Regions from separate parts of the Mus musculus genome. Here region 1 is linked to region 2. Evidence: chromatin loops called from intact Hi-C (ENCODE). Cell type or tissue: left cerebral cortex. All regions are shown on one strand. Region 1 holds the start of Trp53rkb (transformation related protein 53 regulating kinase B). Region 2 holds the start of Trp53rka (transformation related protein 53 regulating kinase A).

Evidence for each region. Hi-C counts contacts between places; a loop is a spot of excess contacts. Peaks named below come from ENCODE experiments on the same cell type or tissue, not always from the same donor. Only the 100,000 strongest peaks of a DNase experiment are listed, where the experiment ranks them.
Region 1: a loop joins it to region 2, with 37 times the contacts of the local background. A loop is called at or near these places in 8 of 42 quality-filtered maps.

What each region holds. Positions count from the first base shown.
Region 1 is chr2:166,788,421-166,796,420 of GRCm38, forward strand. It overlaps Trp53rkb (transformation related protein 53 regulating kinase B), which reads left to right and starts at 5,347. Exons shown (of 2, transcript NM_023815.4): 1 at 5,347-5,648; 2 at 6,962-8,000. The coding sequence starts at 5,393. The coding sequence ends at 7,440. In left cerebral cortex, CTCF peaks have their summits at 44 and 3,506 (motif pointing left); DNase peaks (open chromatin) are centred at 4,166 and 5,317; H3K4me3 peaks cover 1,790 bases; H3K27ac peaks cover 1,534 bases.
Region 2 is chr2:165,488,582-165,496,581 of GRCm38, forward strand. Trp53rka (transformation related protein 53 regulating kinase A) reads right to left here and starts at 4,733. Exons shown (of 2, transcript NM_001007581.1): 1 at 4,466-4,733; 2 at 1,531-3,130. The coding sequence starts at 4,721. The coding sequence ends at 2,652. In left cerebral cortex, a CTCF peak has its summit at 7,851 (motif pointing right); DNase peaks (open chromatin) are centred at 4,272, 4,741, 5,435 and 7,868; H3K4me3 peaks cover 1,941 bases; H3K27ac peaks cover 1,850 bases.

The DNA of each region.
Region 1 (8,000 bases), 1.3 Mb after region 2:
GGGGCATGAGCAAGCCTCTGCTAAACTGATCAGAGTGGACGAATTTTCACACTCACCCCATTTTTTTTGTGCTGTTCATGGAATACCAGCTATAAGTAGGAGGCACCTTTGAGTTTAATTTACACAATTTACTTGAACTGGGGACTGTAGCTGTAGTTGATTAACATGGGCTCTCTCCCTGGCAGCGGCAGCTGCGCACATTCCTCGCTACCGGCCCCAATGCTTTGGATTCTCAAACGAAAGAAAGACAGACAGACAGACAGACAGACACACACACACACACACACACACACACACACAGAGAGAGAGAGAGAGAGAGAAAGCCTTATATTTAACATCTCAATCAGCTTAATGGTTAGGCCACTCCCCAATTTCTACACTGCTAACACCTCCCCTCCAAAACTCCTGAGTTATTACTTATTAAAATCTATATTCCACCTTTGCTACCTTAGGGCCAGTTGGGGGTGGTGGGTGCTGGGGTCCCTCTCCTCCAGCTCTGACATGATTGTATGCTTTCCCTTCTGCAGCTCTCAAGCCTGGATCTTCTTTCTCTCCTGACAATGGTGATTCTCCTTCTTCCTAGGTGCCCTTGTCCTCTAATCCTGAAGTCCCGCCTCTGTCTCCCTGCCCAGCTATTGACCACCAGTAAATTTATTTGCCAACCAAAGCCGAGTTGGGGCAGAGGCACTTAGCACCTTACATGGAATATTCTCATGCAATTTTGGGAACCAATAATGCAAGCATTAAACCAAGTTTACAACAAGGAGAGCTGGAGAGCTTCCACTTGCCAAGTATATGTTCTTGTATATAAATATATCTGTGTGTTCTGTGTGTATGTGTTTCTTTGCATGGGAATTTATGTGTGTTGGACCTTGTATTTTGTGTTTGTATATATTTCTATGTATTCTTGGGAATATCTATGTTTGTGTTTATGAGTATATGACTGTCTTGTGTATTTGGGTTTTTTTTTTTTTTTTTTTTTTTTTTTTTTGGTTTGTTTTTTTGAGACAGGGCTTCTCTGTATAGCTCTGGCTGTCCTGGAACTCACTCTGTAGACCAGGCTGTCCTCGAACTTAAAATCCACCTGCCTCTACCTCCCAAGTTCTGGGATTAAAGGCGTGCGCCACCACTGCCCGGCTGTCTTGTGTATTTGTGTATGTGTTAATGTGTATGATGAATGTGCTTGTGTGCTTTCTCTGTGTGTTTGTGTTGTTTGTGAGTGTGTGTTTTGAATTTGAATGTTCTATGTTTTCTATGTGTTTGTGAATATTTTTGTGGAGCCTTTGTCTGTTTGTGTGTGTCTGCCTGTATGTATTTTTGTGTCTGTGATTGTATGAATGCTTTTTTGTTTGTGTTTCTGTATATGATGGTGTATATGTGTGTTTGATTTTTGTGTTAGTATATTACTGTATGCCTGTGTTGGTGTCTATGTATTTCTGTGTTTCTGTGCGTGCTTGTGTTTTGTGTTAATTTGTGTTTACATATTTGTGTGTTTGTATGTAGTTTTCATTTGTTGTATTTATGCATGTGTTTGTGTGTTTCTCGTTTGTAAGTTTTGTGATTGTGTGTGTTGTGTTTATGTGTGTGTTGTGATTCTGTGTGACTGTGTATGTTTTTTATTTTATGTGCCAGGGGCCAGGTTGGCAATTCTTATTTTATCTTGATTCTCTCTTGAGGTAGCAGAGCTGGAAGACCATCAGCAGGTGCAAGACTTGGTCTTGTGAGATATTTAAGGTTGGGTTACAGTTTAATAATAAGATGTTTATCTGTCTTAAATCTAAGTCACTTTGCTGCTGTAGCTGACTGCCTGAGTTCCTGAGGCCAGAAACCTTATCCTAGAACAGCAGGGGATTAAGTAAACTGGCCTTTGTTCTATCACTAAGGAACTGCAAGGCTCTATCTTCCCGCTTGCTAGGTGAAGTTGCAGGAAGAGAAGGGGGACACTTTGAAAAGTGATTTTAATCTTTATTTCTAAGTTCTCTCTAAAAAGTTTTCTATAAAAGTTCTCTAAGAAAGTCCTTCTAAAAGGTTCTTCTCTCTAAAAAAATTTTCATTTCTCTAAGGAAAAGGGGATCCTGTCTCTCTTTGTCCTCAGCATTTATCCATTTTTCAGAATACATGATCACATGGTAAAAAGTTCATCACAAGTTTGCACATAAATTCAAATCATAAATTGAATAAGAAGTTTACAACAGAGAAATTTTACATGCATGACCATTAACATTCATCATCTGTCACTAGCTCTGCAGGTTATTTTTTGTGAATTAGTAAGTTACATATGGATAAACCCAGTCAATATATATATATATATATTTTTTTTTTGAGACAGAGTTTCTTTGTGTAGCCCTGGCTGTCCTGGAACTCACTCTGTAGACCAGGCTGACCTCGAACTCAGAAATCCGCCTGCCTCTGTCTCCCAAGTGCTGGGATTAAAGGTGTGTGCCACCATTGCCCGGCTCCAGTCAATATTTTATCTTCTGTCCTTGCACCTATAGTAAATCATTAGTTTCCTTTTTATGACCTTTGGTTAATTGTTTTACAACCTCTTAGAATGTGCTCTGAGTTGTAGATGAGTGTTTGCTATCTCAGAAGCAATTAACTCAAGACTGGTAGAGTTCTCATTGAAGTTTTGATTATCAGAGAGAACTTAATAGCAGTCCTATTGTAAAAGATGTTAATAATCACTGATATAATTTTAGGAATTCTTTCAGGATCATCATTAAGAATTAAGAAGTCATCTATGTGTCTATATAACATCACTACAAGACCGTGCATTGTTGTTCTGCAGAGATCTGCTCAAAAGGGTGAGCTAATGTGTAGTGATTGTTATATAAATTTAATAATAACAGGAAACGCATATTAACAGCAGAAATCTTTCCTAAAGTGTAATCTTCTTGGCTTACCTAGAAAAGCAGATCTGTCATTAACTTTGATAGTCCATGGCAGAACCATCTCAGAAGATCACCTGCTAGTTTTTAGCTTCTCTCTGACATTTATGTGTGTTTGTGTGTATTTGTATTTTGTATTTATGTGTGTTTGTGTGTATTTGTGTGTATTTATGTATCCATAAATGATTTTGTGTGCCTTGTTTATGTATGTTATGTGATTTTTTTTTCCTTTTTTGAGACAGGGTTTTGGTTGGGTTTTTTGTTGTTGTTTGTTAATTTTAATTTTTGTTTTGGGGGGGTTTGAGACAAGTTTTTTTTTCTGTGTAACCGTGACTGTCACGTGTATATATATATGACTGTTTTATGTGCTATTTGCATTTACTTATGTGTTTGTGTATTTATTTGTGCTTGTGTATTTGCATTTGTTTGTGTGTTTGTGTATATATTTCTGTTTGTATGTGTACAAATATTTAGGTACATGTCTTTCTCTGTACTTGTTTGTAATAGTCAGCTTCTGTCACAAAGTTGCTGCATAACAAATAGGCACCACAAAAAGAGGGCCACAAAATCTACCAATGGCCAGCACAGCACCTAATGATGCAGGAGAGTCGCCCCCTGCTGGGCAGCAGACAGCAAGTGCCAGCTCCTGAGAAGGTAAAGCCTGTTGGGGTGAGAGCTGGCAAAGAGGAAGAACTTGAGAAGCATTGGGTTATAAATTAAGATGGCGTTCCATGGGCTTCCATGGAGCTGTGTCTCACATAATTCTCCTGGTTTTAGTATGCCATATGCTGCCGCCGCCGCAGTTGTGAATAGTACAAAATGCCCACCCTGTTCATCACTGTACTAGGACCTTGGCCCAGCTCTCTCATTATACTGAATCCAATACTCAAACATTCTGTCCCAGCTCTGCAGAGAATAGGAGATAGTTTGGTGAGAGAAGGATCTATAAGAGTTGCAGGAGGTCCCTGCAGGGCCATATGGGCTGATGAAGTTTTAGGTCTGAATTCTTAGCACAGTACAGAGTCACTGAAAGGTTTGAACCAGGTTTACAGAGCTAAACTCAGCCTGACTTAGCAAGCCTGGCTCTGGTCAGCACCTTTGCACAGTAGATTTCTAAGGCAAGGGTTCAGATGGGTTTGGTTACCATAGAGACGGCTGTGTGGACACAAACAATTATGATAATGAAGCTACAGACTTGAGCACTGGGGGATGTAAACGGAACGGGTTCTGGGTGTGTTTTGCTGGAGAACACATCCTGCCACACAAAGGGTCTGATGATGAAAAGGAACCTGTCATGAATATGAACGAAACCCAGGGACCACAGAGCCAAGATGCTGGTGCCATAGCAACCCGGGATCCAAGGGCTTCTCTTCTGTTCCAGGAATAAGAAGGGCAGAGTGTGAGTGTTGCAGCTCTAAAGGGAAAGGCTTCCCCTATAGAAGTGTTACAGCTCTGCTGTGGCGGCTGCTGTCTGGGAAGTTTTCCCCAGTCCAAGTTACAGCTGTTCCTCAGCAAAGCTACTCTGAGAGGTATCCTGGCTATCGGGAGTCAAGGAATACCACAAAGTTACACTGCACAACAAACCTCACACAAGAGATTTATTGGGAGGGTGGCTGCCTCTGCTCAAGCCGGAAGCAGCAGCGAACTGAGCAGCAGACAGGGTTTATATGGAGTTTCTTGGGAATGGCGGGAGCTTTCCCGGTAAAGATTTCCAGGGTGAGGATTGCTGGGATTTCAACTCCTGAGCTTGGAACAGCTCAGGAATTGGTGGGTTTCTGGGGCCAATTCAGTGATTGATGCATTTCTGTTCTTGGCCCTGGTTTTAGGCTTGAGGTCTAGTTAAGGTCAAGGTGTTTTTTCTTTGGCCCTTTATCCTACACAGAAGTCATGCGAAGAGGGCCTCTGTCCACCGGCATCTTGTAATCAGGCTCTTGTTAAATTCTGATAAGCCCCAACCCCAGAAGAACCAGGCAGCCTCATTCTGAAGAATAGGAAACCGGAACTCAAAGGGATGGTGTGGGCTGCTGACATCGGTTGGCATCACCAGGTAGAAAGCTTTGCCTAGTCTGTCTGTCCTTCCCTCTTGGATTACATAGTACGTTTCCATCGGTTAATGTGTGAGGATCACAAGTTCAAAGCTAACCTGAGATACACAGTGAGATCCGGTCTTTAAAAAGTAAAGGATTTTTCTATGCTAGTAGAAAGGAGCAGAGTATCCCCAACAGCATCGCCAACGAGTTTCCTGAGAGAGCTAGAGAGAGAGAGAGAGAGAAGCTGTTGACTAAAAGTTGCCGAGCGCACACGGATACAGACAGGAACCAAGTCTACAGGGAAGGGCCAAGTCTACAGGTCCGAGAGGCTCCGCTGAGCGCGGAAAGGTCGCGAGGCGGAACCACACTAGCAGGGTGAAGTGTGTTGTGGGAGCGGTGTTCATGGCGGAAGAGGCCGGAGGATTTCCGAAGCGAGCGGAAGCGGCGCGGTCAGGGTCGGAAGGAGTCGGAGGCATGGCTGGTGTGTCCTCGGAGGCGGAGGCCGAGGCGCTGGCCGCGGCGCGCGAGCGGAGCCGCCTCTTCCTGAGCGGCCTAGAGCTGGTGCAGCAGGGCGCCGAGGCGCGCGTTTTCCGTGGCCGCTTCCAGGGCCGCGCGGCCGTGGTGAAGCACCGCTTCCCGAAGAGTTACCGGCACCCGGAGCTGGAGGCGCGGCTCGGCCGTCGGCGGACGGTGCAGGAGGCGCGCGCGCTGCTCCGCTGCCGCCGTGCGGGTGAGGGGGGCCGGACGGGGCTCCGGGAGACGGGACAGACAGGGCTGCGGGAGACCGGTGGGACGGGAGAGACCGGGCTCCGAGTTCCGGGGGTCCGGACCAAATAACAACGCCCTGGGTAGTTTTAAGCATCTGTCCTGCCAGGCGCGCGTCTGGAGCTAGCTTTCTGAATTCAGATTATACCCTTCTGTGAGTTGCCTTGCCTAAATTTCCCGAGTTCTAATCGGAAGTCATAGTCGAGTTCGCATCTCGGGGATGTTGTGAGTGGCCTATACAAACGTGTATGTTGGCATGACATCCAATAAATGTCAGACTTCATGAAATCGTGTTTTGTTTGTTTGGTTTTGTTTTTTTCCAGACGGGGGTCTCATTGTAGCTGTGGCTTTCGTGAATCTCACTATGTAGACCAGGCAGATCTATAACTCAGAGATCTGATTAGCACAACTCCCATCTATTTTTAACACCCATTTGCTAGCCCCACGGAAAAGTTTTGTCCTCTTGAGAAACTGAGACACAAACGGGGAAAGGGCCAGAAGTTTCACAGCCACCAGGCCGCCTGACTTGGTGGCCCAGAACTGTGGCCTCTGCTTTTACACCTCTGTTCTTTTCTCCTTAGTGGTTGATAGGTGCCAGGAGACTGGGAAACGCAGCAGTGAACAGGCCTGTGCTTTTCTGCCCTAGAGGGGCAATGGAATTATAAAGAAGTGTTCATATATTCTCCTTTACCTTTTGTAAGTTTTACCAGACAGGGGTGGGGGCTACCTTGGTACCCCAGTTTCTAGGAAACTGTTCTGAACCTGGTTGACATTCAGGAGAGACTCCTGGCGTTAACTGGAGGTTTTGTTACCACTTTACAGTTGTGGAGACCGAGGCATAGAGTAGCTAAGGGAACCTTGAGGTTTCACGCCTAATAAGGGATTTGAACCTGCCTGTTCCAGAACACAGATGAGCCTGTAAGGTGACACCCTGCTTAGCCACTTGCCTGGTGACTGTCAGGTAGAAACTGCTCAGACTGCAGGATGCTTTCCTTCTGGCTTCTTGTTTTGTTTGTTTTTAGGGAGCAGCAATGAATTCCAGTCCTCAGGTGGCTTGAGAAAGGAGGAGCAAGCCTTGATACTTCCAGACTTACCCTGGCCTGGTCTCAGGCCGTAGTCCTGCAGGGCTTTAACAGGGCAAGCTCTGGATAAATTGTATCATTTTCCACAGTAGTCTAAACCCTGTTCCAAAGCAGGTTTAGGCTGAGAAACTGTCTGCCTGTGCATGAAGCCGGCCTTCATGAAGATGCGCTCCCTAACCACGTGTGTCCATTGCAGGGATAGCTGCCCCAGTCGTCTTCTTTGTGGACTATGCGTCTAACTGCTTATATATGGAAGAAATCGAAGACTCGGTGACTGTTCGGGATTATATCCAATCCACTATGGAGACTGAAAAGGACCCCCAGTGCCTCTTGGACCTGGCCAGGAGGATGGGGCAGGTTCTGGCCGGAATGCACGACCAAGACCTCATTCACGGGGACCTCACCACCTCCAACATGCTCCTGAGGCGGCCCCTGGCGCAGCTGCACATCGTGCTCATCGACTTTGGGCTGAGCTTTGTCTCAGGACTGCCGGAAGATAAAGGCGTCGACCTCTATGTCCTGGAGAAGGCCTTCCTCAGCACGCACCCCCACACCGAGACCGCGTTTGAAGCCTTTCTGAAGAGTTACGGGGCCTCGTCCAAGAAGTCCAGTCCAGTGCTGAAGAAGTTAGATGAGGTGCGCCTGAGAGGGCGAAAGCGGTCCATGGTCGGGTAGTGGAGCTGTGGTGAACTGGCTCACGGTGAAGGATGATGTAGACGAGGCTGGACCCCTCAGCAAAGCATGGGTTGTTAAGTGGTCTGTGATCGTGCTGGGCCACCACCATCCATGGCTCACTGTTCTCAGGGGCTTCATGTACATGAGGTTTATTCTGGGCAGAACTGGGTAGGTAGCCCAGGCTAGCCTTGAATTTATGGCAACATCCTACCTCAGCTTGCTTGGAAGAGGTTATAAGCCACCATACCTGACTTTGCACTGATTCTGTCAGAAACAAAACAACTATGACTCTATTTGTTTTTATATCTTCTTATATTTATTTTGTGTGTGTGCAAATGTGTCCATGGAGGTCAGAGAAGAACTTTTGAGAGTTAGCTCTCTGGATCTGTGTTGTAGAATCTGCCATATGGATTTCAGGGATTGAGTTCAGGTGATTAGGCTTGGCCATAAAATCCTGTATCCGGCGAGCCATCTCACTGGCTCACAAAACTATTTTTATGTTAATGGGCGGAATGGAGCTAGGACGTGGGGTGGTAGCTGGCGGGGGTTGGGCTAAGTCT
Region 2 (8,000 bases):
CCAGTGGCCCTAGGACATATTTCCCTAATGGACTGGGCTTTGCACCAAGTTGCCAGAGCTATTGTCTCATCCTAGCAAAACACTTCTTGCTCTCACATAGACTGAGGACCTGGAGCTGCAAAGGTCCCCTGTGCCCTTTGTGAGACTCCATCCCTGGCAAGCTCCCTTCCCATCACAGGCAAGGACTGGGTGCAGATGGGTAACACTCCTGCTGGGGGGCGTTACTAGGCTCATCATCTCTCTCGTACCTGCAAAGATGTGCCCTCAGTGCTACTGCTACCAATAGGCCACACCTCACCAAGTCCACCCAGACCAGGGACTTCACTGCATGCCCACTGCTGCTTCCTCCCCAGCCACTGTCACCAAAGGGTGGATGTAGTAGCAGCCCGTGGATATCAAGTGTCTCGCTTCCTCTCTTCCCCACAGCTCTTTGTATGCCAGCAACCAACGCACCCACAAAAGGATAAAACTTTTACCGCTGAAAATCCTAGGAGGCTTACAAAGGAAACCATCTTGATAGGGGACCCTGCATGAACTGGCCTTCCCCAGCCTCCTCACCCATTTTCTGCATTGTGGAACTGGCCTTGTCCCCCAGGACTTTTCACCAACTTCGCATGACCATGCGGCCCTAGAATCCCTCCCTAGGCTCCAGAACCTCGGGTTTGCTTTACACCTTCCCTCGACACAAGACGGTCATGCATTCTGTCCTACAGGCAAAGCACGGTTCCCTGCTCCTCTTGAGTGTCAGGGCCAGCACTGTGAACACTAGGGATCTAATGTATGTGTGTATCAGACAGTCATCTCCTCAGGCAACTAACTGTCCTTTCTGTACGTGAGGAAACTGAGGGTAGGCCTTCTCCATTATGTTGATGGTAACGCCGGCTCCCCTGGCCCTTAGAAGTCATTGAAAATGTTATACAAATCGGTGTCTTATAAAGTCAGTCATATTGGATGCTTCAGTTCTTGTCGGGTCAGTAGGGTATGGTGGCTCACACATGCAAACTCAGTACCGGGAGGCTGAGACATGCTTGAGATAGTTTTGAACATTTCACAAAAGCACTGAAACTCATGGAAAGAGCGCTGGCTCTGGAGTCCTGAGAGGGCATCTCTTGCTCCCCGTGAGACCTAGGCCAGCTCCTTGTACAGCCCACCACTCACAGTGAAGACATCCCAAGGACTGCTTTATTGCTGGCTATGAAAACTCCTGGCACAGAACCTGGCATACACTGAGCAAAGCAGGCAATATTAATCTGTACTAGTGACATCCACCTGGGAAGGGACATCTTCACCCTCTCCTGGCCATCTGTCACAGCAGGCCACTCAGGTGGCAGCAGCTGTGGTGAATGGAACAGTCCTGGTCCTGTTAGAACTCAGTTTTCAGACTCAGTCCACCCAGATTATCAACCTCATCACACGCTCCCTCACCATCTCTGCTGAGAGACAACCCAGCTCCCTTCTCTACCCACATGAGCTTCACGACCTATGGCTACAGAGCAGCAAAAACTCAGTGTTCCAGGTCTCCGAAAACTGTTCTTTTTCAAAAGATTTATTTATGCAGATGAGTGCTCTATCTGCATGTAACCCTGCAAGCCGGAAGAGAGCATCGGATCCCATTACAGATAGTTGTGAGCCACTGTGTGGTTGCTGGGAATTGAACTCAGGACCTCTGGAAGGGTAGTCAGTGCCCTTAACCTCCCCGCCCCCTTGTTTTTGCTGTTGAAAAACTGTGAGCCTGCTTTCCTATAAAAGAAAAAATGGAAGTACTTTTTTTTTCATCTTTTAACAACTCTCAAGAATATTTTAACAATGTGTTCTTGCTACTTTTGTTATCCGTGTGTTCAGGAGGGGGGGGGGAGTGGGGGAGGACATGAGCACATAGGTGCAGGCTCCTGAGCAGGCGGAGGCAGCACTGGGTCCCTCAGCTGGGTGCTGGAAACCACACTGGAGTCCTTTGGAAGAGCAAGTACTCCTAGATCCAGGCCACCTCTCCAGCCCCTCAAAAACATCCTTTATATCAAACTCCAGACACCCACGTAGGAATCCACACTTGGAACAAGCTCCACGGAGCAGTCCACTGCATCCCAGTCGGAGCCTGTTCTGCTTTCTCAAAGTGGAGTTTACATCCACTGAACTAGCCTCGAGCACAGTCTTCATACATATAACAAATACCCGACCAGAGTAAAAGGCAGACAAAAAACTGCATCCCAAACTGAGTCCCTGCCTTGTCCTTCCAGGGTGTCTCAGCTCAAGGCTGCCTGCTCTGCATGAGCTCCACAGCCACTGTCTGGGAAAGCTTGGTGATCTGGAACAGCCAGGTCTAGGGCTGGGATGCAGCTCAGTTGGTAGAGTGCTTGACTAGCAAGCCCAAGGCACCAAAGAAACCAGATGTGACAGCACACATCGATACTCCAACGGATACAGGAACACCAGAAGTTCAATGTTATCCTCAACTACATAGTTTGAAGCCAGCCCAGGCTACCCACCCAGCTCTGCCTAGAATAAACCTCATGTACATGAAGCCCCTGAGAACAGTGAGCCATGGATGGTGGTGGCCCAGCACGATCACAGACCACTTAACAACCCATGCTTTGCTGAGGGGTCCAGCCTCGTCTACATCATCCTTCACCGTGAGCCAGTTCACCACAGCTCCACTACCCGACCATGGACCGCTTTCGCCCTCTCAGGCGCACCTCATCTAACTTCTTCAGCACTGGACTGGACTTCTGGGTCGAGGCCCCGTAACTCTTCAGAAAGGCTTCAAACACGGTCTCGGTGTGGGGGTGCGTGCTGAGGAAGGCCTTCTCCAGGACATAGAGGTCGACGCCTTTATCTTCCGGCAGTCCTGAGACAAAGCTCAGCCCAAAGTCGATGAGCACGATGTGCAGCTGCGCCAGGGGCCGCCTCAGGAGCATGTTGGAGGTGGTGAGGTCCCCGTGAATGAGGTCTTGGTCGTGCATTCCGGCCAGAACCTGCCCCATCCTCCTGGCCAGGTCCAAGAGGCACTGGGGGTCCTTTTCAGTCTCCATAGTGGATTGGATATAATCCCGAACAGTCACCGAGTCTTCGATTTCTTCCATATATAAGCAGTTAGACGCATAGTCCACAAAGAAGACGACTGGGGCAGCTATCCCTGCAATGGACACACGTGGTTAGGGAACGCATCTTCATGAAGGCCAGCTTCATGCACAGGCAGACAGCTTTGGAACAGGGTTTAGACTACTGTGGAAAATGATACAATTTATCCAGAGCTTGCCCTGTTAAAGCCCTGCAGGACTACGGCCTGAGACCAGGCCAGGGTAAGTCTGGAAGTATCAAGGCTTGCTCCTCCTTTCTCAAGCCACCTGAGGACTGGAATTCATTGCTGCTCCCTAAAAACAAACAAAACAAGAAGCCAGAAGGAAAGCATCCTGCAGTCTGGGCAGTTTCTACCTGACAGTCACCAGGCAAGTGGCTAAGCAGGGTGTCACCTTACAGGCTCATCTGTGCTCTGGAACAGGCAGGTTCAGATCCCTTATTAGGCGTGAAACCTCAAGGTTCCCTTAGCTACTCTATGCCTCAGTCTCCACAACTGTAAAGTGGTAACAAAACCTCCAGTTAACACCAGGAGTCTCTCCTGAATGTCAACCAAGTTCAGAACAGTTTCCTAGAAACTGGGGTACCAAGGTAGCCCCCACCCATGTCTGATAAAACTTACAAAAGGTAAAGGAGAATATATGAACACTTCTTTATAACTCCATTGCCCCTCTAGGGCAGAAAAGCACAGGCCTGTTCACTTCTGCATTTCCCCTGGCTCCTGGCACCTATCAATGTCCTGGCAGTGGGCACCTAAAAACCATTAAAGAGAAAAATAGCAAAGGCTCGGTGGTTCTGGGCCACAGACAGGCTGCCTGGTAGCTGTGGAACCTCAGGCACTTCCCCTCTTTGAGTCTCATTTTCTCTGGAGTAATGTTGTTGTTGTTGTTGTTGTTTTGTGGGGGTGTGGATGTTTTTTAAAGAAAAGAATAACAATTTAATGAAATCAAACATTTACTGAACTATGTCAGCATAAGAACATGTGATGCATATGCCTTCTTTAATGACCACAATATCCCTGAGATTCCGGTGACATACAAGGTAACTGGGCTAGACGACTCGCTGAATGGCTACGAGGGAGACAATGCAGGGAGAATGTGAATCCACAGAGCCCGGCTCCTGCCACCCGCCTGTCAGGACACCTACTGCTTAAGACCACCAAATGGAGAGGGAAGGACGGTAAGCAGAAACAGAGAAATGAGAAACGGAGGGACCCGAGCGCTAAACAAGCCCCGCGAACCAAACAGAATGGCGTCCTGACTGTCGCCTTGAGTCCTTAAGCATTGCCATCTGATCCTGTCCCCTAGAAATCGGAGCCCCGTCTCTCACGTCCCACTGGTCTCCCGCAGCCCTGTCTGTCCCGTCTCCCGGAGCCCCGTCCGGCCCCCCTCACCCGCACGGCGGCAGCGGAGCAGCGCGCGCGCCTCCTGCACTGTCCGCCGCCGGCCGAGCCGCGCCTCCAGCTCCGGGTGCCGGTAGCTCTTCGGGAAGCGGTGCTTCACCACGGCCGCGCGGCCCTGGAAGCGGCCACGGAAGACGCGCGCCTCGGCGCCCTGCTGCACCAGCTCTAGGCCGCTCAGGAAGAGGCGGCTCCGCTCGCGCGCAGCGGCCAGCGCCTCGGCCTCCGCCTCCGAGGACGTGCCAGCCATGCCTCCGACTCCTTCCGACCCTGACCGCGCCGCTTCCGCTCGCTTCGGAAATCCTCCGGCCTCTTCCGCCATTAACACCGCCCCACACAACACACTTCACCCTGCTAGTTTGGTTCCGCCTCGCGACCTTTCCGCGCTCAGCGGAGCCTCTAGGACCTGTAGACTTGGCCCTTCCCTGTCTGTCTTCGTGAGCGCTCAGCAACTTTAGGCCAACAGCTTCTCACTCTTCATCACGGTGATGCTCCGGCTTTGGGACCTTTTTTTTTTTTTTTTTTTTTTTGAGACAGAGTCTCACGGTGTAGCTCAGATTAGCTTTGAACTCGTGTCCCACTTCAGTCTATGGAAACATGCTCTAAGCCGGGAAGGAGGCAGGGACTAGGCGAAGCTTTCTATCCGGAGACGCCACCTGATGCCTGGCACCAGCCTGTCAGCAGCCAGCACCATCCCTCTCAGATCCGGTATCTTCAACTACAGAATGAGGCTGCCTGGTTCTGCTAGGGTGAGGGCTTATCAGAATTAAGAGGCTGATTACGCGGTGCCGGTGGACAGGGCTCTCTTCACATGGCCTTTGACCCCCTTGTCCCTGCCCCACGCTCCTTGGGGCTCTGTTGAAAATACAGAAGAGAAGCCCTTGAGTCCCGGGTTGCTATGGCACCAGCATCTTGGCTCTGTGGTCCCTGGGTTTCGTTCATATTCATGGCAGGTCCCTTTTCATAATCAGACCCTTTGTGTGGGCAAAATGTGTTTTCCAGCAAAGCGCACCCAGAACCCGGTTCGTTTATATCCCCCAGTGCTCAAGTCTGTAGCTTCATTATCATAATTGTTTGTGTCCACCCAGCCGTCTCTATGGTAACCAAACCCATCTGAACCCTTGCCTTAGAAATCTAACTGTGCAAAGGTGCTGACCAAAGCCAGGCTTGCTAAGTCAGGCTGAGTTTAGCTCTTTAAAGCGGCTTCAAACCTTTCAGTGTCTCCCTACTGTGCTAAGAAGAAAGACCTAAACCTTAACTGGGCCCATGGACTCCTGCATCCCTTATAAACCCTCCCCTCTCCAGAATCCCCACCCATCCTCCATGATGCTCCCTCGGCACAGAGCCTTTGCACCTGCTATTTCCTCTGCAGGGAAATGTTTGTCCAGCTCCATATCACCTAGAGCTGCAGGTTATTCTCCACTGCAGGGTCACTTCCCCAGACAAGCCCTTCCTAGCCTCTATGAGGAGAGTGAGTTCAACTGTTATCAGCCCTGGTTTTCTACTTTCCAGACCTGTTTCAGATTCCCTTTGGTTTTGGCCGTTCAACTGCTTGATTGATGACCCACCCACCCCCCAACACACTTTACCCTGCTAGAGTGGTTCCCATCACACAGAGCCCCCCACCCTCCTGCTGTGTAGCTACTCACAAGGCAGGGATTGTATTGCTTCCATCTCTCCCTCAGCACCAAAGAGGTGGGTACTGGCCTAGAGTGTCTTAGGGATGGTGCATATGTGTGATCCCAACACTCAGAGGCTGTGCAGTGCTCAGATGCTCAGACAGGAGACTGCAAGCCTGATACTAAGTGAGACTGGGGGGTTGAGGGTAGGGACGTTTAGATTCAAATTTTGACCTTTTAAAAATATTTCATGAGTGTGTGTGTGTGTGAGACTTTTTTTAAACAACCAAATGGGGAAGTGGAATTGACAGTTTCTTGTCTACCTGAGTGCTGAAAAGGTCGTTAGAGATGTGGGTGGAAACCTTAAAGCACTGAATGAGTAAATGAGTTGACTGGAGAGATGAGAGACAGGCTGGTCCACAACTGGCCCCTGTAACTTGGCGGGAGAGCAGGAAGCTGGTGACTAAGGGTGGGTGGCAGGGACCCTCTTTATTTTGCTATTTCCAGGGGCAGGTAGTATAAAGTGCAAGTTTGACTGTAAAGTCATATATTCCAGGCTCCATCCCAAGAAATATCAGAAGGGAATTTGGTAGGGATTCCCGGCTACCGGTGAGAAGTGGGCTGGCCAGCTATGTTCCTCGAGAAACAGCAAGTGTTCTGCTGAGAACAAGAGCCAATGCAGAGAGCCAGTGTCTTCTATAATGGGGAGGGGTCCTAAGAATATGGAAATTTTATCCAGGAAGAGGGATGTCGATGGGCTAAAAGCCTGTAACAGAGTGACTGCCTCCAAGACAAGGGCTGTCACTAGCAATTGAGAGAGCTCACCTCACAGATAACGCTGTACATGTGGAGTTCCCAACTTGTGTGTTTCAGCCTTTCTAGAATTCTAACACTGCTGTGGTGGTTTGAATGAAATGACCTCCACAGGCTCATAGGGACTGGCGCTATTAGGAGGTGTGGCCTTGCTGGAATAGGTGTGGCCTTGTGGGAGGAAGTGTGTCACTGGGGGTGGATTTTGAGGTTTCATATGCTTAAGCCAGGCCCAGTGTCACTGTTCCTCCTGTTGCCTGCCAATGTGGAGATAGAGCTCTCAGCTACCTCTCCATGTCCATGTCTGCCTGAATGCCACCATGCTTCCTGCCATGACGATAATTGACTGAACCTTTGAACTGTAAGCCAGCCCCAATTAAATGTTTTCCTTTATAAGAGTTGTCACAGTCATGGTATCTATTCATAGCCATAAAACCCTAAGACATCTGCCAATAGCAAGACAGAGAAGCAGAGGATTTCTCTCTCCTGTTCTTGTCCAAACTGTAAGCAAACCTCTCTCTGCTCACCAATTCTTGACTCCGATGTTTTTGACAAAGTGTGGGACAAAGACCCTGAGACCCCTGGGTCACAGAGGTACTGCTTCCAACCCCCCATGGGGAGGGTCACACACACTGAGGTGACTGATGAGGGACCTCTGCCCTGGCCTAGAAGAAGAGCATGGACCAAGAATGTTTCCATATGGCACTGTGCTCTGACCAGGGTGCACTTGGGTGGAGGACAGGGGCCTTCCCCTTGGGTATACTGCCAGCTAGGGTGGGGACTCATGACTAGGGTGGCAACAAGAAACAAGCTTAAAGGAAGGAGAAATATATTAGGCACCATCTGAACTTACATCCATCTCCCTTCCTCTTCTCTCCTTCTCTCCTCTGCCAGCTCTCTCCTCCAATGGGGTCACTTTCTGGGGAACTGGCACCTGCTATCTTCACCACCCCCAGCAGAGGGCACCCCTGAATCAGTTTCCTATGGTAGAAACAGCAGGTGCAAAGGGGGTGTGATGGGGCAGGAGGGGGGATTCTGGAGAGGGCAGGAGCTCACACCCTCAGCACAGAAGGGAGTTGTTGGAGGGTTTGGTGCAGGTT